Linked DNA regions of Homo sapiens: region 1 is linked to region 2. The links are chromatin loops, found by intact Hi-C in ENCODE. Cell type or tissue: GM12878. All regions are shown on one strand. Each heading gives the region's core, and the rest is flanking DNA. Links, peaks and the distances in the headings are about the cores only. Region 1 overlaps MAN2A1 (mannosidase alpha class 2A member 1). Region 2 overlaps MAN2A1 (mannosidase alpha class 2A member 1).

Region 1 (8,587 bases), core at 1-8,000, 150 kb after region 2:
AAAGGGAAAGGAATTAGAAATAGACAGAAAAAACAAAAACTACATATCAGGAAGTCATGGTCCAGAAGTTAAGGAAACTGAAATATAGCATGATTCTCACCAGCTGGAATATAAGAGACTCCACTTGCTCTAATGCTCAGAATATTTCCTTCAAGTGGCACAGGTGTAATTATCAAGATTATCCCTCCTTCTTATGAAGCCAAACTACCTGACATATACTGCATGGTATTTAATATCATAAAATTGAAAACACTATGTACTGGTTTTCTTTTTTTTAACATTTTTTATTTCTTTAACTGACAAATAGGATGTGAGGGCGATCTGGCTGCGAAATCTGTCACCCCATTGATCGCCAGGGTTGATTCGGCTGATCTGGCTGGCTAGGCGGGTGTCCCCTTCCTCCCTCACCACTCTATGTGAGCCCCTCCTGAAGCTGCATGCTCAGTCGTAGAGGATGACCATCCCTGATGGAGGACGGGTCTTCGGTCAAGGGTATACAAGGAGCTGCACTCCCCTGCTGGAACCTCCAAACGAGCTCTAACTGACAAATAAAAATTGTATATATTTATCAAGTATATCATTTTGAAAAATGCATACATTGTAGAATGCTAAATCAAGCTAATTAACATATGCATTACATCACTTATTTATTCTTTTTTGTGGTGAGAACACTTAAAATCTACTCTTTGCAATTTTCAAAACTACATGCTTTATTATTAATTATAATCAGTATGTTGTACAATAGATCTCTTGAACTTATTCCTCCTACCTAAAATTCCGTATCCTTGTTTACTGGTTTTCAATTTTTGTAACCAACCTATAGTCAGAGTACATAACACATTCAGTCACAGAATGAAATGTAGATGATATAAGGTATGTTGATGTAAAAAAACTGATGGCTGAGGGAGGGTGAGAAATGAGAAGGAAGAGAAATTGAGTGGGAGAAGGCTGAGAAGTACCAAATTCCTTGACTGACAGAGTGGGGAGTCACTTTAGGCCTAAAGTTGATGAATCAAGAAAACAAATGCAATTACATCATTGAAAGCTGTTAATGTATATCAAACAGAAATTGAATACAAAACTTTTTTAAAAACTGGGAAGAGTAGGGGGTATTGAGTTAAATTCTTCATCTCTTATAAAGGGAAACAATAGCTCAAAATTGAAACAAAAATCAAAACAGAGGTATATGCATATATTTAAAGAAGGAACCACACATGGAACATAAAGAAATGGTCAGAAGTGGGACTCAGAGAAGAGTGGACTAAAGATGGGGAAAAAAGGGAGAGGGATTCTATTGTCAATGTGTACCTTTCTATGTCATTTGAATTATTTCTATGTGCATTTATACCTTTTACATGTTTAAAAGAAAAAAAAAATCATTGGTAAAGTCCCAGCTCTCCGGACTCCTCACTGAAGCCAATGAAGTGCACCAGCAAGAACATAGGACAGGGTCAAATTTAGAGTCTTCTCTGCTCTTGGAAAAAGCATTTAATTTCTCTGGACTTCCAAAGGCACCACCTGCAAAGGAGGCCAGTGGTAAATCCATTTACATGTGAAAAATACACAAATGCATACATTTTTAAATGCAAAAAAACAAATACTTAAAAAACTCTACTTAACACTAACCTTAATACTACTCGATGAGACGCATTACCCCCATTTTGTTCGGACTCAGTATACTGCAATTTAAAGATGATACTAAAATCTGTGAGGACACAAATGGGGTGTTAGCCTGTGTCACAGCAACACAGCAAAGAAAGTGACATATAATCTTTAAAAGTGAAGAAAATGATGAAAATTAGCAAGAACTGCTCTTTGATAAGCAGAAGAGCAGGCCAGTACCTCTGCTGACAACCTGAAAGTACCCTGCCTCCAAGCTGAGCAACGCTCAGGATCCCAGAGACCGGCTGAGTTCCATCTTCTATTTACAGCTTATGAAGAAGATACCTATACCTGAGCTCTCCCTTCTCAGGACTAACTAACCCAAGCAATCAGACTGGGCTCAGAATTAAGCCCATCTGTGAATTACAGCAGATCCAAAAAGTCATAAAGTCATGGTTTTCAGTCTTGAAGCTATGGATCAATTTTGCCTAGTTCATGGCCCAGAACCTTCCTTCCCAGAGCAGTCCTACAGTGCAAAACCTTCAGGTGAAAGAAGAGAAACAAACTCATCAAGCATGTCGATGCTCTAGCATCAAAGTTCCCCAAGGATACCTGGAAATCTATGAAACATGTAGATAACACAAGTTTTAAACCACTCTCTAAAAACACAAAGTTTGACCAATGCTTATCTAATAACCAATTTACGAGAATTTTGTTTGTCTTTAATTAACTCACATCTACTTTAACAGATCTAACAATACTATTTGCCTCCAATATTAACAATAGAGAAATATAGTTTAAACTAGGGATTGGCAAACTCTGAAAAGGGCCAGAGAGTAAATATTTTAGGTTTTGTGAGCCAGTTTCTGTCTTAACTACTAAACTATGCCACTGTTGTGTGAAAGTGGTCAGAGACAATTGGTAGATGAATGACCATGGCTATGTCATGAAACATTATTAAACCACTTAAAAATGTAAAAACCATTCTTAGCACATGGCCCTATAAAGACAGGTGGCAGACAGATTTCACTCATAGTTAGCTGACTCAGCAGAGTTCAAAACCAGAGGCCTTGGAGACAAAAGAAGGAAGATTATTTGTCAAGAACTTCATTCTTTCCCTAACCTCCCACCTCCACCCCACTTTCGTAAAAAATGCTATTTAGAGGACAAAATGAAATGATCAGGAGGAAAGTCTCTATCCACTCTCCTTATTTTCCAGTTTCTTTCCCTGCTTTTTCTCATCTCAAGAAGATATTTAAAATGTTGTAACCAGAATCATCAAAATTAACAGAAATAAAAACAATACACTGAAAAGTAAACAGTCTGCCTGAGAAAACTGCAGACATTTCAAAACATTTTTGCAGACAATTTTTATACTACCTTATTAATCAATATATCTTATCTTCCTATGCTAAGAGGAATAAATCTGGATAAGTGCCAACCTGTAATTCAGCTGGAAGAAAGTAAAAGATGATCTATTTACAATGACCTGACCCTAATGTTTTTCTCAGAATACACACGTCCAATTGGAAAAGAATTTTTTTACGTTCCATTATAAGAATCTTCCATTTTTTCCTTCAACTTACCTATGAACATAATCTATCCTTGAAATTTTTTGTAACATACTACAATCTAGAATCCTAAATGTGTAAGTGAATTTCAGGCATCCTGAGAAAGAATAGAGTTCACCCATCAAAAAATGCTAATTGGCTTTTTGAGCTTCGGCCTTTTGATCAATCCTTCCTAAAACACAGAAGTGCTAACGACATGTACTGGGTATAAAGAAGAGGCCACAGCCAACACAGTTTCAACAGGGATGATTCCCACTCCCAGAGGATATTGAGAGCAGTGTCTGGAGACATTGTTGGTTCCTACAACTAGGGGTACAGAGAGAGAACAGTGATGTTGGCAGATATCGGGTAGACAGCAAGGATGCTGCTAGACACCCTACAACGCACAGGACAGCCCTTAACACGAAAGAATTCTCTGGCCCAAAATGTCAACAGCAAAGAGGTTACAAAGCCTGGATAGAGGCAGCAAATGGTAGAGTATGTCCAGTTTTAAACTAAAGTACTTTCTCTTCTTTAGAAAACAGTATGTTAGATTTAGAAATTTAACATTAAGATATTTAAGAGATACCAACCAGGCGCAGAGGCTCACGCCTGTAATCCCAACATGTTGGGAGGTCAAGGCGGGCAGATCACGAGATCAGGAGATCGAGACCATCCTGGCCAACATGGTGAAACCCCGTCTCTACTAAAAATACAAAAATTAGCTGGGCATGGTGGCTTGTGCCTGTAATCCCAGCTACTCGGGAGGCTGAGGCAGGAGAATCGCTTGAACCCGGGAGGTGGAGATTGCAGTGAGCTGAGATTGCACCACTGCACTCCAGTCTGCCAACATAGTGAGACTCCGTCTCAAAAAAAAAAAAGATATATACTAGATACCTACTATCCACCTGTCTGCATAAAATATAATTACCTTAAACAGGGCACTCTTTCAGAAAAGCTATGATATGACCTCAAGTGACAGAGTTCATCAAACCAAATGATTTACTTCCTCCCTATTATAGGCACATTTAGCTATACTCACTAAAGCACTAGATGTGAGCTCCATTTCAGTACAATTAATCCTCAAACCTGTCTGAATTTAAAAATGGTTTCAAACTTAAAAATAGCAGCTTGGCTTGATAACTGAAACAGAAACCCATTTTAGTTAAAATGTCCTACTTCCTCTCCTGATTAACCTACTAATAACAACTGAGAAGCAAAAATCACTATTTTAGAGTTCTTCCTCCTTGCCTTAGTTCTGCTCAAACTTTTATAAAAGCTGCTGCTATCAGGAACTTTTACCAAGACAGAAGGGATAAAAAATGCAATAAGGCCTTTACAATCCAGCAAATACAGGTCATCAGAGCTGCTAAATATCCTTTCATTTTCTTAAAGATTACAGAAGTTGGAGAACAAGGGAAAACTAAGACTCCTGAATGCAAAAAAAGCTAAGAATAAACCAGGTGATCAGCAACAGCTAGTGAACCACTCATTCCAGGAAACTCTCAACACTTCAGTCCTTCAAAAAAGACTAAAGTTTTCAGTTATCACAAAAAGCAATAGCTGACTCAAAAACAAATAAAAGTGGTCATTTTAGCCACTATTTTGCCCACAGCCCAGACACCTCTTAATGCAAATTAAAAGCTAAGAGAGAAAATCCCCTTCCAATAATACAATTGTGACATCTCCCTGACAAAAATATTTGTTTAGGCCCTGATAACAGTGTTCATCTGGGAACAACACACCCAATTCAATTTAAAAAAAACAAAAAACAAAACATAAACTACTATCTTCAGACCACAGACAGTCATGAGTATCTGGCCCAGTTGGTTTACAGGAAATAAGTTTGGGTCTTAGTGAAAAATGCTGATCAGGAAGAGACCCACAGGGCTGTTGGACTGAAGAGGAGTTAGAGGACACCATCCTCAAAAGGCTCTAATGTTTGTTCTTGCATTCCTAAATGCTGGATGCACTATCAACGTTCCATCACTTCCCAAAAAGCACAGATCTCCGCATTATATCCCAGAAAATAAGACAATCTCCCTCATACAAACGTGAACAAACCCCAGCACCAAGTGCTATTGTTTATAAATAGACTGCACTCAAGGAAGGGGAAGGAGATCATATTTTCCTTATATGTCATTCTTAAGTAAGATTTACAGATTTATGAAAGCAAGAAAAAAACTGGGGAATCAAAGTCCTAGTTATATGTATTGCCATGAGTCAACTTTCATTAATAACATCTACTATGCTGGACTCTTAAGTACTACTGATGTAAAGTATGTAAGCACATTTCTGTATGTGTATTACAGTAAGTTAAAAAAAAAAAACACAAAAGGCAACTGGGAGCAGTGAATCACACCTATAATCCCAGCACTTTGGAAGGCTGAGGCAGGAGAATAGCTTAAGGCCAAGAATTTGAAACCAGTTGGTCAACATAGTAAGACCCCGTCTCCACAAAATAAAAATTTTAAAACTGGCTGGGCACAGTGGCATACACACCTGTAGTCCCAGCTACTCAGAAGGCTGAGGTGGGAGAATGGCTTGGGCCCAAGAATTCAAGGCCACTGCAGTAAGCTGTGATTCCATCACTGCACTCCAGCCTGGATGACAGAGCAAAACCCTATCCCAAAGAAAAAAAAAAAAAGGTATACAAGTTCTCACCTTCTAATGGCTTTCAATCAAATGCTTATTTAAAGGCATTCTCACTTTCTCACTTGATAAATGTTACATAGGCAAAAAGATAAAGTTTTAACTTCACTTTCACATTTTCCATCGGAGTCTCAATTTCCATATTTTAAGAGTTAATATTAATCTCTACGGTCATATGCTACACTAATTACTTAAAAAGTGATCATTTGTTATACAAAACCTGACTCATTAATTTACTTCTCCAGATCCAAACATCAGACTAATTAATAAGACAACCCTATTATACACACCATAGATAGTAAGCACCTTGTGAAATCTGCTTGTAAGAAGTGATGACTAATTTCAGGGAGACCTTAACAAAGTTTCTCCTTTCCATCTGCTCAAATTCTTCCAAGTTATCATAAAGCATTTTCAAGACATTAGTCTCTGACCAACCTCTCATTCACAGTGGAATTTTTATTAATTTTCTTAGCTGAGATTTATTAACCCTGAAATATACACACAAGTTTCAACAGATTAGGCCCCCTGTTGCCTCTAGTCCTCCAAGGAATTCCTCCCAGAAGCAGAAGCAAGGCTTCGGAGTGCTTCAGGATAGACTTCCAAAGAATATCTTAGAGGCAGGCAGCTGTTCCGGGGTGAGAGAAACTGGAGCACCCTCGGCCAGCCCACTCTTGCCCCAGAGTCCAGCCAAATGGTGGAAAACACCAGAGTTGTGAGAGAAGAGAAAAAGAACAAACCCCCGCTCTCCAAAAAAACAACAAATAGATTGCTCTCAATCTAGGATGGTCTTTAAAAATATCTTGTTTACAAGATAGACCTAAAGCCTAGTGAAGGTTCCGTATCAACTGAAACCAACTAAATGGGCAATTTAGAGGAACCCAATACCTATCTAAATAAACCGTTCTACTAGATACCAAAAAATGACACATAGTGACCGACCTGCTTGGCTCTACTAAAACTCAAGAATTCAATACCCAAACTTGCCAAACAAATGTATTGCAACCTCCTTTTGCTATGTTTGGTATTATTAAGAATAAGTTAGAAGCAGTGAAAAAAAAAAGAATCAACTCAAGTTCTGGATGCTGGACTACACAATGGTTTTCATTATAATGTTTAGCTCTGAAATGAGCTCAAAGACATTCTGGGAAGGGTATAAATCTCTAGCAGTAAATGTTTCAGAAAAAGGACCATATTCATTATGGCTTCAAAATAAAAGTTCCTTTAGTCATAAGCTAAGGTACCAGAGAGCAACATGCTCTATACAGGGGGCAACCAACCCCAGGGCCATGGACCTGTTAGGAACCAGGCCACACAGCAGGAGGTGAGTGGCATAGCAGGTCAGCAAGCATTACCGCCTGAGCTCCACCTCCTGTCAGATCAGCAGCAGCATTAGATTCTCATAGGAGCACGAACCTTATTGTGAACTGCGCATGCCAGGGATCTAGGCTGCATGGTCCTTATGAGAATCTAACGCCTGATGATCTGAGGTGGAACAGCTTCATCCCCAAACCATCCCCCGAAACCCCCGACTCCCCCCATCCCCACCCCTGTCTGTGGAAAAACTGTCTTCCAGGAAACCAGTCCCTGGTACCAAAAAGGTTGAGGATCACTGCTCTATATTTTACATCAGATCTTTCCATAAGCAAATGGCAGCCTAAACAGTAGGCAACAGATTCCTAAGAGGCAAGACAACTCAGTGGCTGGGAGCCTGGGCTACAAAGGCTACCTGTTCAAATCTCAGCTTGCAGCTGTGTGATCTTGGGCAAGCTAATTAATCTCTCCGTGCCTCAGTGCCTCAGTCCCCTCGCCACTTAAGTTTTACCCTGTAAGATACGAAGGCTAATGTCACACACATAACGGTTAAGCTTACAGAGGGGTCTTAGAATGTCTATCTGCTTGAGGATTCAGTGGCCGTCCAAGCACTTAAAGAATACCTTCTTTCTGCAGTGAAAATCCAGTACAGAAAATCTGAGAAAGGCAATCTTAAATGCAAAATGTTCCACCTCCCAGTTGAGTACCAACAGCCTTCCCCTCCAGCAGCCACTTTGACCTTTCATCAAATGCTTTACGCTTAAAGCAGAACTTCAGCCTCTCATTGAGGACTAAGGATAGATATTACAATACTGGAATTAGCTTTGCCTAAGATTTCTCAGTAACTGAATGAGTCACTCATGTCTTTAGATTCTGAACAGAGAAAATGTCAAGGTTGCCAGAAAACCCAGGTCCAGATGTTTGCATAAACCATTTTCAAGTGATCATCAAGCCAAAGCCAAAGGACATTATTTTAGAAAACACTTTAAGTAAAAATATCACTTTTTATGATTTTCCTGTAATGGAGGAAAATCTGAAAATGAGGTTACTGGAGGGAAAAAAATTACAGTAATTTCAACCCCAAAATTACACAACATATCAAGCTAAGCTTAAAACTCCTTACCTTTTTCCAACTGTTTTCTTCAACCTCATCAAGAAGCACTGGACAAGCTCTGAGCTCAAGATTTAAAGATGCCCTCAGTGCTTGTTTCTATTTTCTCTGTCATACTACCTAGGGGAAGCAGAGGCTTTTAAAATTTTGATACATCTCTCTGCAGCAAGATTTTTAAAACCTCTCACCGACAAAACATGTTGAGTGCTCTGTATTGATGACAGCATCCATAAAAGGGTCTTTTTTCACTTTCACAATAATTCCAGTAAAGTTTTTACTTTAATCTCAATTAAATTCAAGCCATTTGCTCTAGCATAACACAAAAAAAATGGCAAGGATATTCTTTGGTCATTTAAGTTAT
Region 2 (17,333 bases), core at 4,331-12,330:
TTCTTGTTGGTTGGAAGGTTTCAGACTGTATAAGTGTAGCTTTCTCTCTGCAGCCTGTCTGACATTAAAGAAAGTTTCTAGCACCTTCTGATCCAAACCACACAAAGTACAGCTCTTCCTCACTGGGTTCCAGCCCTTAGTCCATGAGTCAGAACTTCTTGCCAGACTTCTTGGTGCCCTTTATTAAGCTCACTTTGAGTTAAACGATCCTGTTAAATCATGGTGAGATAGTAAGAGACCATTTTTTAAGTTACCCTTGTTTATTCAGTTTGACTTGAAACATGGTGGGAACTTAATAAATGTCTGTTGAAGTAAATCTATTAATTTAATAAGCAAATGCAATATAAATAAATGAAAGAAGAACACTAGAGAGGAAGGGTGGAGTAAAAAAGACAAAGAGGAAGGAGGAGAGAAAATGAAGAATAATACATTGAATCATAACATTTGGAGGTAAGTATCTGTAGCTGAAGACTGTGGGGCAGATTTGTAGATCACACATTTTGGTAGGTCTGTATGGTATTAAAATGTTTTTTTTTTTTTGTTTTTAAGCCAACTCTTTAATAAAAAATTCATAATAAAAAAGCAACCTCAAAAAACCCAAAACACATTTTTTGTTTTTTACCCAAGAAACTGGAAATCTGTGTCACCCTGGGCAGGCATTCAGTCCTATTGTGGAAACAATCAGCTGGAGCTGAGTTGTGGGTCTTGGTGGGATATGTCCTCAAGTTTACTGTAGATCTTCTGGTCACCTAAGTATTTACCCTTAAACCTGGTTGATCTCCCTTATGCTGTCACTTTTCTAAACCATATAAGTATTTAATATTTTAATCTGATCTCTCCCAATTTCTTCTCCTTATATTTAAAGGTACAACAACACAATTTTAACACTTGAACACTTACAGGGTTCCTAGCTCAGTGCCTCATTAACCAACCAGTAGCAGGAAAGGGGTAAGGATAAACCGTCAAAGAAACAAATCCTAAAGCCGTCAATGCCTGTTTTTAGTCCATTTTCTGCTGCCATAACAGAATACCACAGACTGGATAATTTATCTATAAAAGAAGTTTATTCAGCTCACAGTTCTGGAGGCTGGGAATTCCAAGAGCATGGCACTGGCATCTGGTGAGGGCCTTCTTGCTGCATTATCACATGGTGAAAAGGCAAGAGAGTGCAAGAGAGCTCATTTTTATAACAAAGCCACTCCTGCAATAACTAACCCATTCCGATGATAATGGCATTAATTCATTCATGAGGCAGATCCCCCATGACCCAAAAGCCTCCCAAAGGTCCCACTCCCAACATTACCACAATGGTAGCCAAGTTTTCAACACATGAACTTTTGGGGGACACATTCAAACCCTGGCAATGCCAAAGAGATGAATCCTATTTTCCATTTCTATTGGCTTTGAGGATGATTAGCATAAATGATGGTCAACCTCGTGCAGCCACAGTCCTCACTGGACACCTGCACATATTACACAGTGGATATCATCCAAGTCCTTGTTTTTACTGACTCTCTGCAGAATTCTCTGAGGACAGGACTTACTTCCACTTAGTCAGCTCGGGATTATTTCCATGAGGCTCTGTCATGCTCAGGGCTTCCCATTAAAATCTCTTCCTATTCAGGGAGTATCCCCCTACTTCACTTCCCTCCATCATTATTTTAGATATTTGAGTCTGAGTTGAAATTAAGAACTCTTTCTAGAAAATTCAAGTTACATGGTATTAACTTTCATCAATTAAGTGTCTTTTTAATTATTTTCACTAGACATTAAAATGTATTTTCTCTTCTCTAGTTCATTTCTTATTTAAAAGAAACCATTAATTGAAGACCCAGAATCTATACTTGAGTAAAAGAAAAATTTAATCAACATAAAAACATTAAATTAAATTTAAATCAATTACTATCCAAGGAGTTCTGAATGGGAATAAACAAATTATTTCACTTCTAAGTCAAAGCTTTATAGATTTGATGTGAAAATTTTTATTATTGCAGTTAACAGAAGTTTTATAGATTAGTGTCAATATAAAGTCATATAAGCGAGAAACTTTTTCAGGAGGAGCAAAAGACAGTAGCTGTCAGCACTCAGACAATGATTTTCCTATGCAGATTTAGTCCTTAAAACTAAGCTATCTTGTCAGTGATTGATTTAAAATATGAGTCTCAAGAATGGTATGGCTCTTGACATCTAAAGTGGATACTAATTCTTTTTTCTAAAATATTCTAAATACTGGAAGAATTTTTGCTTTAATTAGCTGTTGCTATTTCATTCAATCAACTAGTATTTTGTTTAAAGAATGTCTACCAAATATAAGGACAAATGAAAATGAAGGCAACAAGTCCCTGGAATCTAGTAGGAGGAATGCAACATGCATATGAAGACAAGGTAATAGGCAGAAATTGCAATAAATACAGTGGCAAAATGTACTCTAACAGCTCATTCATCTATGCATTTCGATATTCATTCATATGACATATATTAGGCATGTCCTCTGCCAGGAACAATCCTAGAAGCAAAGAAAGGCACATTCCCCACTCTCATGGAGTTTATGGTCCAAAGGAGGGGAGAAGACAGGATCAAATAATCGCACACTTGCAGGAAGGTGAGATGCACAGTTTGGAGGCAGCATAGGGGAAGGGCTTTTAACCTGGTCCAGAAGCAGCTGATGAAGTAAGCACTAACCGGAACTATCACCAAGAGTCTCTAAGGCAGAGGATAACAGGCCATGTGCAAAAGTGCGGTGGGGAGGAGGGGATGGAAAGTACTTGGGACTTAAAGGAAACCAGTGGGCCTAAAGCAGACACAGTAAAAGGCATGCCAATGCCAATGCCTAGGGGACATGCAGGGCCCATATCATGAGGGGCTCTGGAGGCCGTGGTAAGAAATTTTGACTTTTATACTGATAGCAATGAGAAGATATCAGAGGGTTCAACAGGAAGCAATAAAGTTAGATGTGGCTTTGAAAAAAAACAAAAAAAAAAACCATTCTGCCTTCTGGGTTAAGAACAGACATACGGCAGAAAGAGAACAGGGTGGATGTGTATAGGCTAGACCCAGGAAATACAGGAAGTCACTTTAGATTAGGGTGGTGGAAGTAAAGAAGATTATAAATTTGAAATATTCAGGCAATGAGATAGATAGGTGATGGCAATTACTCTGTGAGAAAAGGCTGATGGGGAGAAGTGTCTATCAGGCAGAACTCATGTCTGTCTTGGAGTTGTATGGATGGCGGTGGCTGTTGACTGGGGGGAACACTGAAAATGGGCCAGGTTTGGGAGAGAAGAGAGATTATGAGTGTTTTGGATATGTCAAACTTGAGGTGTCCTTCTAAACAGAGAATATCAGGAAGCAATTAGATAGATAAATCAGGAGGTCAGACACAAGCCTAAGTTGGAGATATGTATTAGTGGCTTCTACCTGTGTGGAAGATGCAAACAAAACCAGAGGAGTAGAAGAGATTGCCAAGGGATAGCATAAAAAATAAGAAAAGGAGAAGGCCAGGGGACATGCTTTGAGAGCTCTAAGATTTAATGGCTGAGTAGAGAACTATTAGAGAGATAAAGAACTGCCAGACAGGTAGGAGGAAAACCAAACTGCATAGCTCCATAGAAGCCCTGGCAAGGCAGTATTTTAGAGAGTGACAATGGCCAGTGCCAAATACTGCTGAAAGGTGAAGTAAGATGACGAAAGTCAATATGCACTGGATCTACTGACATCGGAAAGAGCTCTTTCAGAATATGATGGAGGCTAAAGCCAGACTGAAACAAATGGATTGTGAGAAGGAAGTGATGAAATAAACTCATCTCATAAACTCTGACTCAATTGGGTAGGAGAGAAGAGGATAGCAGCTTACAGGAAATGGAAATAAGAGTCTGAAGGAAGGCTGTATTCCATTTCTACTTTTAATAGAAGAAAACAGAGTGTTCAAAAGCTAACAGAAAGAATCTCCCAGGAAGTGTTGGATATGAGGAGCAAGGGAGAAAGAGAGAGGGAGAGAATGAACAGTAAAAGGATGCTGAGGTGGGTGAAGAGAGTAAGTTCCAAGGACAAGTGGTGGGACCTGCCTAGGATGATGGACTGTAAAGTGTCTTTTAAATGTAACAGGAGGAGAGATGGGAAGGGTGGGAGTAGATGTTAGATAACTGGAACAGAGAGCCCTGTCTAATGGCTGTTCTCTCTATAAAGTGAAAGGTACGATCACTGGCTGAAAAGAGCAGAAAGGACTTGCAATGGTCAGGTGCAGAAAGGAGAATAGAGCAAAAAGAAAAAGCCCATGCTCAGGGCTATCCAAGGTGGGTGGATCAATAACTTACGGAGAACTCTGAAGATAACTTTGCCTGAACAAGCATATCGTCAGGTCATTCAGGTCCAGCTGGGCTTTTGCCAGACCATTCAACACAGAGTACTAGATTTTTGCTTTGAGGAGTAAACCTCATAGAAAACCTACATATAAATACATTTTCAACTGAAGAGTCTAAGACTAGAATAAGTACACTAAGATTTCAAATAAATTTTACTAAGATTTCAAATAAAGTTTACCAAATTTAATCTCCTAAGTATATGACTAAGTTCTATTCTTTAACTTTTATTTAGCTCAATTTTTCAATTCTTATGTCTTTCAAAATAATTTCAGGAATATTTACCCAAAGTGATTTCCTGTCATTATTTTTTATCTACATAATAAGCAAACATAAAAAATAAAAAGACCTAAGTGCAAATCTTACACGATATTTATAACTGAAGTTCTCTTTCTGTGAATGTGGGCCACATCTACTATAAAGAAATCTCAATATTGGAAATGATTTTTAAAATTTTAAAAGTGGAAAGTCATAATTTCAAGTTTTGGGTGACAAAGAACAATCAATATCAGATCATGCTAGTTATTTTTTCATACCGTATTAACAGCACTTCTTTTTTCTAGTAGTATTCGAAATAGATTAGCTGTAATCTTGTTATCCTGGATACCTTGCTCAAGGCCACGATTATCATCTTGCATGAGTCTTCGATCCATGATAACTTCAATCTGACCTAACACACAAACAAACAAACAAGCAAAACTGACCAGAATAATTTAATACTGACATTCATTGAGCATCACTTAAGTAGCAGTCATGATGTATTGCTCTAAATTTCCTCTCTAGTCAAGGAGGTGGATTTATACAACCCACTACACCATGGGCTTTCTCTTGATAGTAGCTCAAAGTAGCTACTACAAATTCATAAAACAGGATAGTATTTCTGTGTTTCTTTAGTAATGTTTCACAATATCTGATAAGAAATTTAAAAGTGAGACAGGACAGATCAAAATTTAAATGAAACTTTTTTTCCAAAACATTAACCTAAAGAGTAAATTAAGTTCTCCGAAACTTTTAGTAGCACCATTTGGAATCAAAAATGCTTATGAGGTTTATTAGGAAATGTACATCACATTTCCAGGAAGTGAGATAATGCTGCTTTGTTAACCACGGCTTGAGTCTTACTGTCTAGTCCTCTATTTAGGGCACAGCTTTGAGAATTTAAGGCAGTGTTTAAAAATGAGTGGCTCAAGAGTCATGTACGGCACAAAGATGTTTTATGTTTTCTCAACATAGTGTTTTTTAAAAAATTGTATCAATATTTTACAGATTGAACAACTTCACGTAAAATTCCAGACTTCTGGACTCTTCTTCAAAAAAAAATTGAATTTAGCAACACTGGGCCCCTAACCACACAGCAACAATGCTGCCCCACTGCACATCGGGAACATGCTCTTCAGTTTGCTCAAGTCTCTAACCCTCCCTACTGGATCCCTGATGTGGAACCATTACTACTTTCAAAATCGAATTCATGTCTTTATGGCATGAGTTTATATGATCTTATCTAATGAAGGCCACAAAGAAAAATGAGAAGTAGCAGTTTTTGTGTGTGTGTGTAAGATACAGAATGCATGTATACGCCTCATGTAAAAAGTGGGCTTGTGTCAAAGGACACACCAGGAATCTGCACTCAGTTATTATCTGGCTCCTTCAGATATGTATCTCTACCAACTCTTAGAATGTAAGAAGACCAATGATACCATGTATGATAACCAATTAAAAATATGTATTATAAAGGATCAAAGCCTCTCAATAGAAAGACTTGCAAAAATTAATCAGTGTCTATTGACTATTTTCTCTCACTTTCTGCGCATCACTTTCTCTCTTTTGGAATCCTCAAAGCCACACCTCTTTATCCCCATATCTCTATCATTTCTACTCCCTTCCTTCTTTCAGGTGGTAGCAGAATAGAAAGACCATGATTCAGAAAAGGACCTAAGTTTGAACCACAACTTCCCAACTTTGCAAACGTAGGCAACTTATCTAAACCTCTGAATCTGAGTTTCCACATCCGTTAAATCATAATGATGATGGAGACCTCTGCAAAATACATACTATTAGGAGAAGCAAATTATCTTTAAAAAGAAATCTTGACATGGAATTTTAGGTCTCCTGTTCTTCATCTGAAGATTTAGGAGATTCATCTTTTTATGTTGTTCTCACAAAACCCAAACTTAACTAATAGTCTGGTTGTTGAAAGAAAAAAGCTGAAAAGAAGACAGGGAGGTTTTAACTAGAGATTATACCACATCTGACCAACAGAAAAAGTATACAGTTGGAATTGAAACCTTTCAGAGTGGAAAAGAGTGTAAGCAATACATACCACTATTCAAACTCGAAACCCCTAATGACTGAGCAGAGAGCAGTGTCAAACGATGTTTGGCATCCTGGATATAGGCCATTGTGGTCATGGGATAGACATTTGCTTGAAGAGGCAATTTGCTCAGTGTCATTCTAGGTTGAATCTATAAAACACAACAATTCCATCTACAAAAAGTGATATTTACATATGTTCTTTTAAAAACTTGAGGACAGGTGATTTTTCTTCCCAAGAGAAAAAGACAAAGCTTCCTTTTTATTCAGTGGAAGAAATAATTTAAAAATTAAAACATTATTTAAAACAATATGAAGAAAAACCACAAGGATATTAGAAAACAACTTTTAGGTGGGAAAGGTAGAACTTGTCCAGATTTTTAAAATAGGCATTCCTATTTAAATTCAGAATAAAAATGCTTAAAAGTCTTCTAGCTCTCCAATATTTGCATAAAACAAATTATAAAGGTATTAAGTATTCATTTCTCATCTAAATCTAACAAACTGCTTTTGTAATGAATGCTAAGTATAATACCTCTCTATCCCCTTTCAAGAAATATCTCTTATTATTCTTGAATTGGTTTTAATAAATACCACAGGTCTCTGCACCAAATCTTCTAAGATATTATGTTAAAATCAAATGCATATTTATATTTAAAAACCATTCAGTGCTTACTCTTTTTGATTAGTTTCAATGTAGATAGTTCCAAATTCCAATTCCTTGCAGCCTAGTACCTGAATGTTTGAAATATGACTCTACTTTTTGAGAAAGACTGTCGGTAACCCCAAAGCCCATCTGGGTCACAGTGACTGACTCTAAGCTCAGAACCCTATTATCAGTGAATCTTAATGATACCACATAAAAATGTCATCTCCTCATTTAAACTCATGAAAGTTGGATATAAAAGTGAAGAAAAGAAGAGGTACAAAGTTACCGTAATAGTTAACATGTATTAAGTGCCCATTAACGAAAGGCATGGTCCGGAGTATTTCACAAATGTGATCTTTAATCTTCCCAGCAACCCTGCAATGTCTCCCTCAAATTACTGGTTGTACTAGGTTGAATAATGCCTCCCTCTCTCAAATTCCTGTCCACCCACAACCCATGAATGTGATCTTATTTTGAAATACAGCCTCTGCAGAAATAGATGAGGTCATTCTGGATTATGTTGGGACCTAACCTAATGACTGGCATCTTTACAAGAAGAGAGAAATTTGGACACAGACAGACAGATACAAGAGGCATAGGGAGAACGCTGTATGACAAAAGAGGTAGAGATGGGAGTGATGCATACACAAACCAAGGAATGCCAAGCATAGGCAACCACTAGAAGCTGGGAAAGGGCAAGGAAGGTTATTTCCCTATAGCTTTTGGAGGGAATATGGCCCTGCCAACACCCTGATGTTAGAAATCTAGTCTCCAGAACTGTGAAAGAATAAAGTTTTGTTGTTTTACGTGATTCCATTTGTATGGCAGCCTTGGGAAATTAATAAACTGATAAAGCTACAACTGTAAAATGTTTAAAGAAAAAAAAAAAAGTAAAGCTACCTTAAAAGAATTCTCTATTTCTCCTTTCCAAACCCAATTAACTTGTAAATGTAAACTTATTTTAAAAAATGTAAAACTACCACAATCGTGTTGTTGCTACCCCGATTCCCCACTGGTGGAGCTAGATACCTAGTTTTGCCCAAGTACTACTATATCCAAAGCTTAAAAAATGGTCAATTTTAAAAGCAGAAATATTACAGACTTAAAAGTAATATTTTCTTTTTTAGTCAAACGTTCCATCCTCAAAAAGAAAATTCACATTTTTAGTTATTCGGTTTTACTAAGTTTCTCATTCATGTCTACACCCAAAAATACAAATAACTGGTTTTGTATAATTTTAAGAAAATACTTTCTTTTGTACATAAAAAAATGAATCACCATGAAGTTGAGATTTTATCTGGAATCCAAATGGCTGTAGTCGAATTAACATGCTAATTCAGAATGTATGCTGCAATTTTTATGTTTTGGAAAAAGTTTAAATTTAACTTTTGCAGGAAATCATAGAAGAGAAAATTATTAAAATCTTTTTCACCCACCCCCAGTTGAAAATCAAAGTGTTTATTGTAAAATTATTTCTATTCACAGCCAGAAATTTCTAAAACACTTGTTTTAAAAACATGCTCATGGTTTTAATGGTATTTCAAAGATATGTTATCAAACACATACACTCAGAAAACAGAGATTTAGGTAACAATCAAAAGTGCTCTATTAAATTGGAGAATTGACAACCTGATAAGATTGTATAAATCAATTTCCTTACTACAATTTGAAACATTTCATGAAAATTTTGATTAAATATATACCTGCCCATTTCTGAATAGATATACCTATGTATATGTATACATGTGTGTCTGTGTATGTATAATGGTATACACACACACACATATAGAGGAAGAGTTTTCCTGAAATTTACAAGGGCCCATTATTAGATCATACATTAAACCAATATATAGGGAACAAACTTAATAGGTATGGATCAATTCCTTATGAGGACAACTAATATAGACTTTGTATCCCCACCCAAATCTCATCTTGAATTGTAATCCCCAGGTGTTGAGAGAGAGACCTGGTGGGCAGAGACTAGATCATGGGGGTGGTTCCCCCCATGGTGTTCTTTTGACAGTGAGGGAGATCTCACAAGATCTGATGGTTTTATAAATGGCAGTTCCCCTGGGCTTTTCTCTCTCTTGCCTGCAGCCATGTAAGACTTGTCTGCTTCCCCTTCCTCTACGATTGTAAGTTTCCTGAGGCTACCCCTCCAGTCATACAGAACTGTGAGTCAATTAAACCTCTTTCCTTTATAAATTACCCAGTCTTGGGTATTTCGCTATAGCAGTGTGAGAGTGGGCTAATACAAAAACAGACCGGGCACAGTGGCTCATGCCCACAATCCCAGCACTTTGAAAGGGCGAGGTGGGCAGATCACTTGAGTCCAAGAGTTCGAGACCAGCCTGGCCAACATGGTGAAACCGTGTCTCTGCTAAAAATACAAAAATTAGCTGGGTGTAGTGGTGTGCGCCTGTAGTGCCAGCTACTTGGGAGGCTGAGGCAGGAGAGTCGCTTGAACCTGGGAGTAAGAGGCTGCAGTGAGCTGAGATCATGCCACTGCACTCCAGCCTGGGCAACAGAGCGAGACTCTTTCTCAAAAAAAAAAAAAAAAACCCAATAAGTATAATCCATCAATCCCTAATTATGTTTCCTTTCTGGTAGATAAATTCATATATATATTTTTTAGCATCAAGATATTTAACATTCATAGTGGTCACCAAATTTACCCTTTGAACAAATAAATCCTTACAAAAAGATGTTCTAAAAAAATGGTCTCCCAAATATTTCTTCTAACTGTAGAACCCGAAATTTTCTGTCAAAATTCAGTTTTATTTTAGATATAATTTGCAACTTTAAGTATACTTTTTCAAAGGATCCAAAATTAACTGGGCCATTGTTATATATAAGAATTACACACCAATACAACCATTACTTAAACATTTTAAAGGAAAAATTACCTGGTACCCATTTAGGTCAGTATAAAATCTATTTTGGCTTTTTATATCAGAAGAAATTTTCATTGCAATCTCACGGTTATATACTTTTCGGATGTCCACAATATTGGAAACTTCCACAGACTGTCCTTCTATTCCTAAATTTAAAAAAATATATATGGATTAATAGAAAGAAATTACTTGCCTCACCTTTTTGAAATATACTATACAGAACTCTTTCCAAAGTTACATTTTCTTGTTTTCTACTTCTTGTCTTAACATCTCTCATATAATAAATGCTATGACAATTTAACTTTTCTTTTTAAAAACTATCAGAAGGTAGATAGCACTTATTCAGGGGAGCATATTATTCATCTAAAGAATGAAGCAGCTGGGATGAGAAAAATGTAGATGATGTATAACATGTAAATGATTCTCTGAGTTCTAGAGGAGAAACAGGACATGAAATGAAAAAAGGGCTGCCCAGCTACAGGCCAGTCCACTTCTCATCTGCACCACCATTCCCCAAAGAGCCATTCTAGCCCACTTTTTCACCATTCTCTCCTTATAGACCAGAAATTATGAGCCAGTAAAGTTTACATTCTGCTGGTTCAAGTGACAGTGTATTATTGCTAGGAAAAGAGACAGGAGATCTAATGAGATGGTTTATGGCTGAAAGTAATATTAACATATTAGTATTTGTGGACTATAATCTGGAAAGCTCTCCAGAAGTTAAATCAATTTTAGTTGAGTTTAGTTATCTCTTAGGACTCCTTGTTATGAAATGATCCATTTTGTCCTTTGTTATGTAAAACAGAGGACAGCTTTAAAAAGTCCCTAACATATCAAACATTCATTTGGATAAGCCTCAAGTGTTTACTAGTTTCTGTCATTCTACTTTAATTGTATCTTCAGGTCCTCAGTGAGGCCTTGGGTCAATTTCATAGATAGAGAAGAGGAAATCCAACACACTTAATACAGATCAAGGGTGTATGAGATAAAAAGGAATGAATTAATGGCATTTGCAGCGACCTCCATGAGACTGGAGACTATTATTCTAAGTGAAGTAACTCAGGAATGGAAAACCAAACACTGTATGTTCTCACTGATATGTGGGAGCTAAGCTATGAGGATGCAAAGGCATAAGAATGATAGAATGGACTTTGGGGACTTGGGAGGAAGGGTTGGAGGGGGGCGAGGGATAAAAGACTACAAATAGAGTGCAGTGTATACTGCTCAGGTGATGGGTGCACCAAAATTTCACAAATCACCTCTAAAGAACTTACTAATGTAACCAAATACCACCTGTACCCCAATAACCTATGGAAATTTTTTTTAAAAACGGTGCGAGAGAGATATTACAGGACCTTCTAAAGAGAGCAATTAGGAAAGTGGTCATAAGAAGAAAGAGTGACATCATTCTATTCAATAAAGCTGACGCTTTCTGAGGTTCAGAAAGGAAAAAAGGAAAAATGCATAAGGTAGGAAAGGAGTAAGGAAGACTTTTTCCTAGGACACAAGTAGAATCCCCAGAGCTTAGCAGAAGGTGACAGCAAAGAGTTAAAGAAAGGAAGTTTAACTCTGTGAGGTTTGTGGGAAAGAGTGTAAATGCAGGCCCCATGATTGTCGGGGCTGGCACCCGTGATCCTACTGAACACAAGGCTTCTCCTCAGGACTCCGGCGCACCACACAGGTTCCCAGTGTTCCCAGTATTTGGCTGGGGCAGGGCACGCCATAGCAGGCAGTTTCCCTTCCATCCCCCTTGGGCCATACTGGATCGGTCCTTCTGGAAACAATGACTGATAAAGCAGAGAAGGTTGCTGTAGAACCTGAAAATGTGTTTAAACGTCCCAGGGAATCTGAGACTCCTTCATCTCAGAAAAGGCAGAAGATGGCCCTGTTGTTAAGGAAACAAAGAGCAGGAGACAGCCTTATTGGAGGCTCTGCCATGTCCAAGGAAAAGAAGCTTATGGCAGGAGATGGTATTCCACCAAGCCAATTGGATTCTCGGTTTGATGACTTCAGTGGTTGCAGCAAAGATGGGCTGATGCAGAAACCTGGTAGAAATGCACCTGTAGGAGGAATCATTACCAGCAATTTCTCTGGAGATGACCTAAAAGTCACAGAAATACTCCCTTTTCCAAAATGTCAAGAAGAAATTAATGCTGATATAAAATGTCAATTAGTGAAGGAAATTCAACACTTTAGACGAAAATATGAAAAACTCTTCAAATTGCTTGAAGGACTGCAAGGACCTATAGAAGTCAAGAAATGATTTTTTGAATCCATCATCAAGGAAGCCACAAGATTTATGAGACGAGACTTAATTCAGCACCTTGAGAAGAAACTGGAACAAATGATTTCTGGCTACTTGTTCAAGAAGGATCATCTCACCGCAAATGCATAATCTTGTTAATGACTGAGGAGGAAAAAAGGATCAAATTGCTGTTTTCTAGAATGGAGCAGGATATTGCTGAAGCCTCCTAGCATGTGTTAGTGAATAAAATGGCCTTCCAGAGGCTAAGACATTTCTGTTAAAAAAAAAAAAAAAGAATGTAAATGCTGTTAGTGTAGGCACCATAGATTTATCTGAAAAGTACAATGGAAATTCTAAAATAAAAATAACAATCTAGTGATAAATTAACACTTAAATGGGCTGAAGCCTCTAGGATCAGAATTTTCAGAATGCTCACTGAATTTCTTTCCGGTATATACTGCTCTTCCAACTTGAATGGAGCTAACTTCAGTTTCTTCCTACATTCATAAAACTATTATGAGTACCATCTCCATGGGTGAGGAAATGCGGAATGTTATTTAAAAAAAAAAAAAAAAAAAAGAGAGAGACAGGGCCTCACTATGTTGTTCAGGCTGGCCTCGAACTCCTGGGCTCAAGCAATCTTCCCACTTCAGCCTCCTGAGTAGCTGGGACTACAGGCATGTGCCACTGCACCCAGCTAATGCCTTTTTTTTTTTTTAATGGCCATAGTCTGAACCACTAACCCCTGCCAGTTACCTACACATGTACATTTCCTGATGACAATTATTACAAGGACCTGCAAAGATAGATGACCCAAATATCTCCACCACTATTGGGAAGTTGAAAAAGAAATCACACATATAGCTGATGATAAATAACAGTATCTTCTCTGACCTACGAAATGCATCACTCTAAATGCAAACCCTCTTTTCAGTATGCTTACATTAACCAAAATAGTTTTGTAAAGCCAAAATGAAATGTATATGGAATTTTAATAACAAAAGATAAGCATCTACAAATGAACCAAAAACATCCAAAACACAAAATGTAGCACCAAGCATGATAGTATTCACGTAATACTAGGGAGCTTAGCTGATGACAAGAAGTAAACTCTAATTCACTAAAAGAATTCATTGGGTTTTTAGTACTATTTTATGTTTTCTTCTCTCTAGATTAGATATTGTCTCAAAGATCAACAGAATACATGAAATGAAATAAAGCCTTAACAAAAGAGAACATCATTAATTTTAATTCATGTATCTCCAGAAAGCATTTATAAAAGAACATGCTTCAAGGAAAAAATGATAATTTCACACTACCTCTAGCAATAATAAAGTATTTCTGTTGAGAAAATCATCTTTCTCAACCTCAGTATTATACTCAGACCCTGTTGTGGCAACAAACACTTAAAGCTCTTTAAAAGGAGCCTTTATGTCCATTCACAATTCAGCAAGATATCAATTTAAAGTTTGTATCAGGACAGACTTTTAAAATAAGATTAAACTTAATATGCTTATTATGAACAAGCCAAACAAAACCTGTAATGGTCATAAAAGCAAGGAGGTATCCCTGAGTTCTCAATGATAATTTATTATTTTTTTAAAGATCAGTATATGTGAAAGAGTGAAAGGATTGCCAATTGTTCCTATTCTGTGTCAGTAATTCCCTAAGTTTGTACCTTTCCCAAAGAGGCTCATGAAATGGAAGGGAGAACTTCCCAGGAAGCAGGAATGCAAACCAGCAGTATCCAGTGGTCTGTTTTACCTGTGCATCACATGGCAGCAAAAATGCTATTTTTTTTACTAAAGTGGCTCCACCTGGGCATGAATGGCCAGGGCTTTCTAAGTCCCTCTGGGGGACTTAGACTTCTCTTTAACACTTTACAAGATTAGTCACTAGGGAAAGAAAGGAGTGATGCCATTCCCAGGTTTTAACAAAGAGAAATATGTGCCCTCTTGCTGCTAATTCTCTCCCCCTTGGAAGAGAGAATGGAGTTTGTTTATCCTTATTTGCATAGGCAACGCAAGGTAGAACAGAGCCAGTTCACAGGTGAAAAGTGGTAATAAAAAGGCCAAAAAGAGTCCTTCAGAAGGTCCCACTACATCAGAGTGTTCTATAGATGCTGTAGATTCCAGTCTCACACCCGGAGCTAGGATTTTTTTTTTTTTTAATCTCCCTACAGAATGTTAGCTTCTCACAGATACAGACTGTCTTACACACCATCTTTGCATTCCAGTTCTTAACAACATTTGGGGTACATGGTAAGTACTGAATCACTGTTAGACAGAAATAGCTAAGATATGAAAGCCTGTCCTTTATCATGCAGAAGTTAGCTGACATGGGAGGAAAGTAAACTGGGCTATGGATAAAGTTTAAGTAGCTGGAAAGATGAGAGAATAAGAACTTTCATTTTACATATATGTTACATGCATGTTAGAATATAAGTTCCCTAAGGCTAGAGACCATGTCTTATTTATCTTCATGTTCCCAGCACGTAGACATGTACAATAAACGTATACTGAGTGAAGGGTGGTAAACGTATGCTGAGTGAAGGGTGGCAGCTATGTCGCAATGACAGGAGCCAAGAGTTATTGATGCTTACTATGTACCATATGTTTACTACAAGCTTTACATATAATGACTCCTTTCTTCCTGACCCTAAGCTGAGGAAGAAATCACTCGCCCAAGGACAAGACTGGCAGAACCAGGACTAAACTACTACATCATCATGTCTCACTGGCAGACCAACTATTGGAGAAGGCTCAAGTTACTCTGGGACCAAGGGCTGGGAGAGGCCTTGTAGTAAGCGAGTAGAGAGAAGACCTCCAGATTTTGTTTTTGTTTTTAAGGGCAGAGGGCACTGAACTGAAATCTGATATCCTGCAAGAGCTATTTGAGTGAAATAAAGCACAAGAGGCTTCCAGACCCCAAAAACTCTTTAAAACAACCCAAAACTCTCTTTTAAAATGGCACACTCACCTTAGAAGCCAAGAAAGTAATACATATTTAATATTAAAGACAGATACTCTATTGCACAGCAGTTCCTCCCCACTGTACCTAGCTGAGATGTACATAATGGTGAGCCCAGGAGGCACACACCAGCATGTTCACTGCATACTGGCACTAGGAACAAAAAAATGGGAAGACATACTAGATGCCCTTCAACAGGGAAATGAATAAATAAAATCACATACACCCATGTTATGGAATGCTGTGTCACAAATGAGAAGAATGAGGTAACTGTCTCTCTTGGCAGAGAAACATCAGAAGAAAAAAGCTAAATGTAGCATTTGTATAGCATGATAAACTATGCTGAAAATCGACACAAACACAATACTATACTTTTCTACAGTTGTAAGACCGTGTGGTGCACGTATGCTTGCACATATATCTGAATTCCTCTCCTGAAGAGTGGATGGAGACAGACACAGATGCCAGAGGAATTTTACTTTATATCTGTAATGTGTGAAGTCAGAAGAGTACACATATATATTATTTATACCTGTATTTGTAAAATAATATTAAGCATCTTTAGAATATTTTCTGAGACAGCAAGAAGAAATAAAACCAAGTAGGTCACCGTCAGGAGGCTGAGCCGTATCACAGCTTTGGGAGGACAGAACACTCAGGCTTACAGGGTTTTAGCACCACTCTCAAAATGATGTTGCTCTTCTCAGAGCCTTCCCCCACTGGGTGGATCAGGAGAGAGAGAACAGAAAACAAAAGGCATCACCCTTTTAACTGTTGCTTAGCACCAGTCTAAGGAAACCAAAAAGCGTGCTCCCTCGTGTGGGGAGAGAAAAACTGGAGGGCATGCCGGTGCGGTGGCTCATGCCTGTAATTCCAGTACTTTGGGAGGCCGAGGTGGGTGGATCATGTGAAGTCAGGATTTGAGACCAGCCTGCCCAACATAGCGAAACACTGTCTTTACTAAAAAAAAACCCCACAAAAATTAGCCAGGTGTGGTGGTGGGCACCTGTAATCCCAGCTACTTCAGAGGCTAAGGCAGGAGAATCACTTGAACCTAGGAGGCAGAGGTTGCAGCAAGCCAAGATCGCGCCACTGCACTCCAGCCTGGGGCAACAGAGTGGGACTCCATCGCAAAAATAATAATAACAATAATTATTATTATTGTTATTATTAAAAGAAAAACTGGAGGGCAAGCCCGACACACGCCATGCCTGAAATATGAGGTAAAAGAAACATCCATGAGGGTGTAAGGACTCCAAAAAATGCAAATGGAAACCCTGGAGTCATAGCTCTGAGCAACAACTAATGACGGCCTTTGGAAAATCCCAGGCTTTTACTTCCTCTGTACCACCAACTCTCTCAGATCCTTCAACAATTTATCTGAAGCCGCCTAATTCAACCCTGAATTGCAGAATCTCAGAGTTAGCTCAACCCTCTCCACCTCTCCAGATCATTTTATTCTAGCTATTTTGAAATGCAAAGTATACTTTTCCAAGGAATATACTCATAAACCATACACCACTCTCACCACACTCAACCAGTTATAGGAGTGAGAGGCAACAACTTGGGAAAAACGACAAAAAAGAACCTCACTCATATCCCAGCAAAGTCCAGTATCTTATCAGTGGCACCTAATGTGATTAGGACAACTCATTAGATCAAGAGGGACAATAGCAAATGGCCCACGGTCACCTAGGAAAAAGACAAGTGATGGCGAGAATCCTAAGCGGCATATTTAAGTCTGCAAATAAAAGTTTAACTGAAATTTAACATAGCTATCAAATCACATAAAATAAATCTCCAAAACACCCATCTAAGATTCAAAGAAATGTCTGAGTGTCTTAAAAATACTGGCTCTCAGGCAAAGGGAACCTTGTTATCTATCTAATTGTTGCTCTCATCTCCTT

What was found. A loop is a pair of places that touch in the nucleus more often than their neighbours do. Peaks named below come from ENCODE experiments on the same cell type or tissue, not always from the same donor. Only the 100,000 strongest peaks of a DNase experiment are listed, where the experiment ranks them.
Region 1: it touches region 2 in a loop (9-fold over the local background); 26 of 110 quality-filtered maps call a loop at or near these places.

Annotation. Positions count from the first base shown.
Region 1 is chr5:109,691,554-109,700,140 of GRCh38, reverse strand. All of the region lies in intron 1 of MAN2A1 (mannosidase alpha class 2A member 1), which reads right to left. It also overlaps the pseudogene RN7SKP230. Among named protein-coding and RNA genes, the nearest start is that of MAN2A1-DT, 4.7 kb to the right of the region's middle. In GM12878, for the core only: no CTCF peak of the experiment used is centred there; DNase peaks (open chromatin) are centred at 4,310 and 4,700; H3K4me3 peaks cover 3,736 bases; H3K27ac peaks cover 1,823 bases.
Region 2 is chr5:109,835,352-109,852,684 of GRCh38, reverse strand. MAN2A1 (mannosidase alpha class 2A member 1) reads right to left here. Exons shown (of 22, transcript NM_002372.4): 17 at 10,224-10,357; 18 at 6,679-6,820; 19 at 4,895-5,028. It also overlaps the pseudogene CT45B1P. Among named protein-coding and RNA genes, the nearest start is that of LINC01848, 39 kb to the left of the region's middle. RefSeq lists a silencer at 16,063-16,357. In GM12878, for the core only: a CTCF peak has its summit at 8,328; no DNase peak of the experiment used is centred there.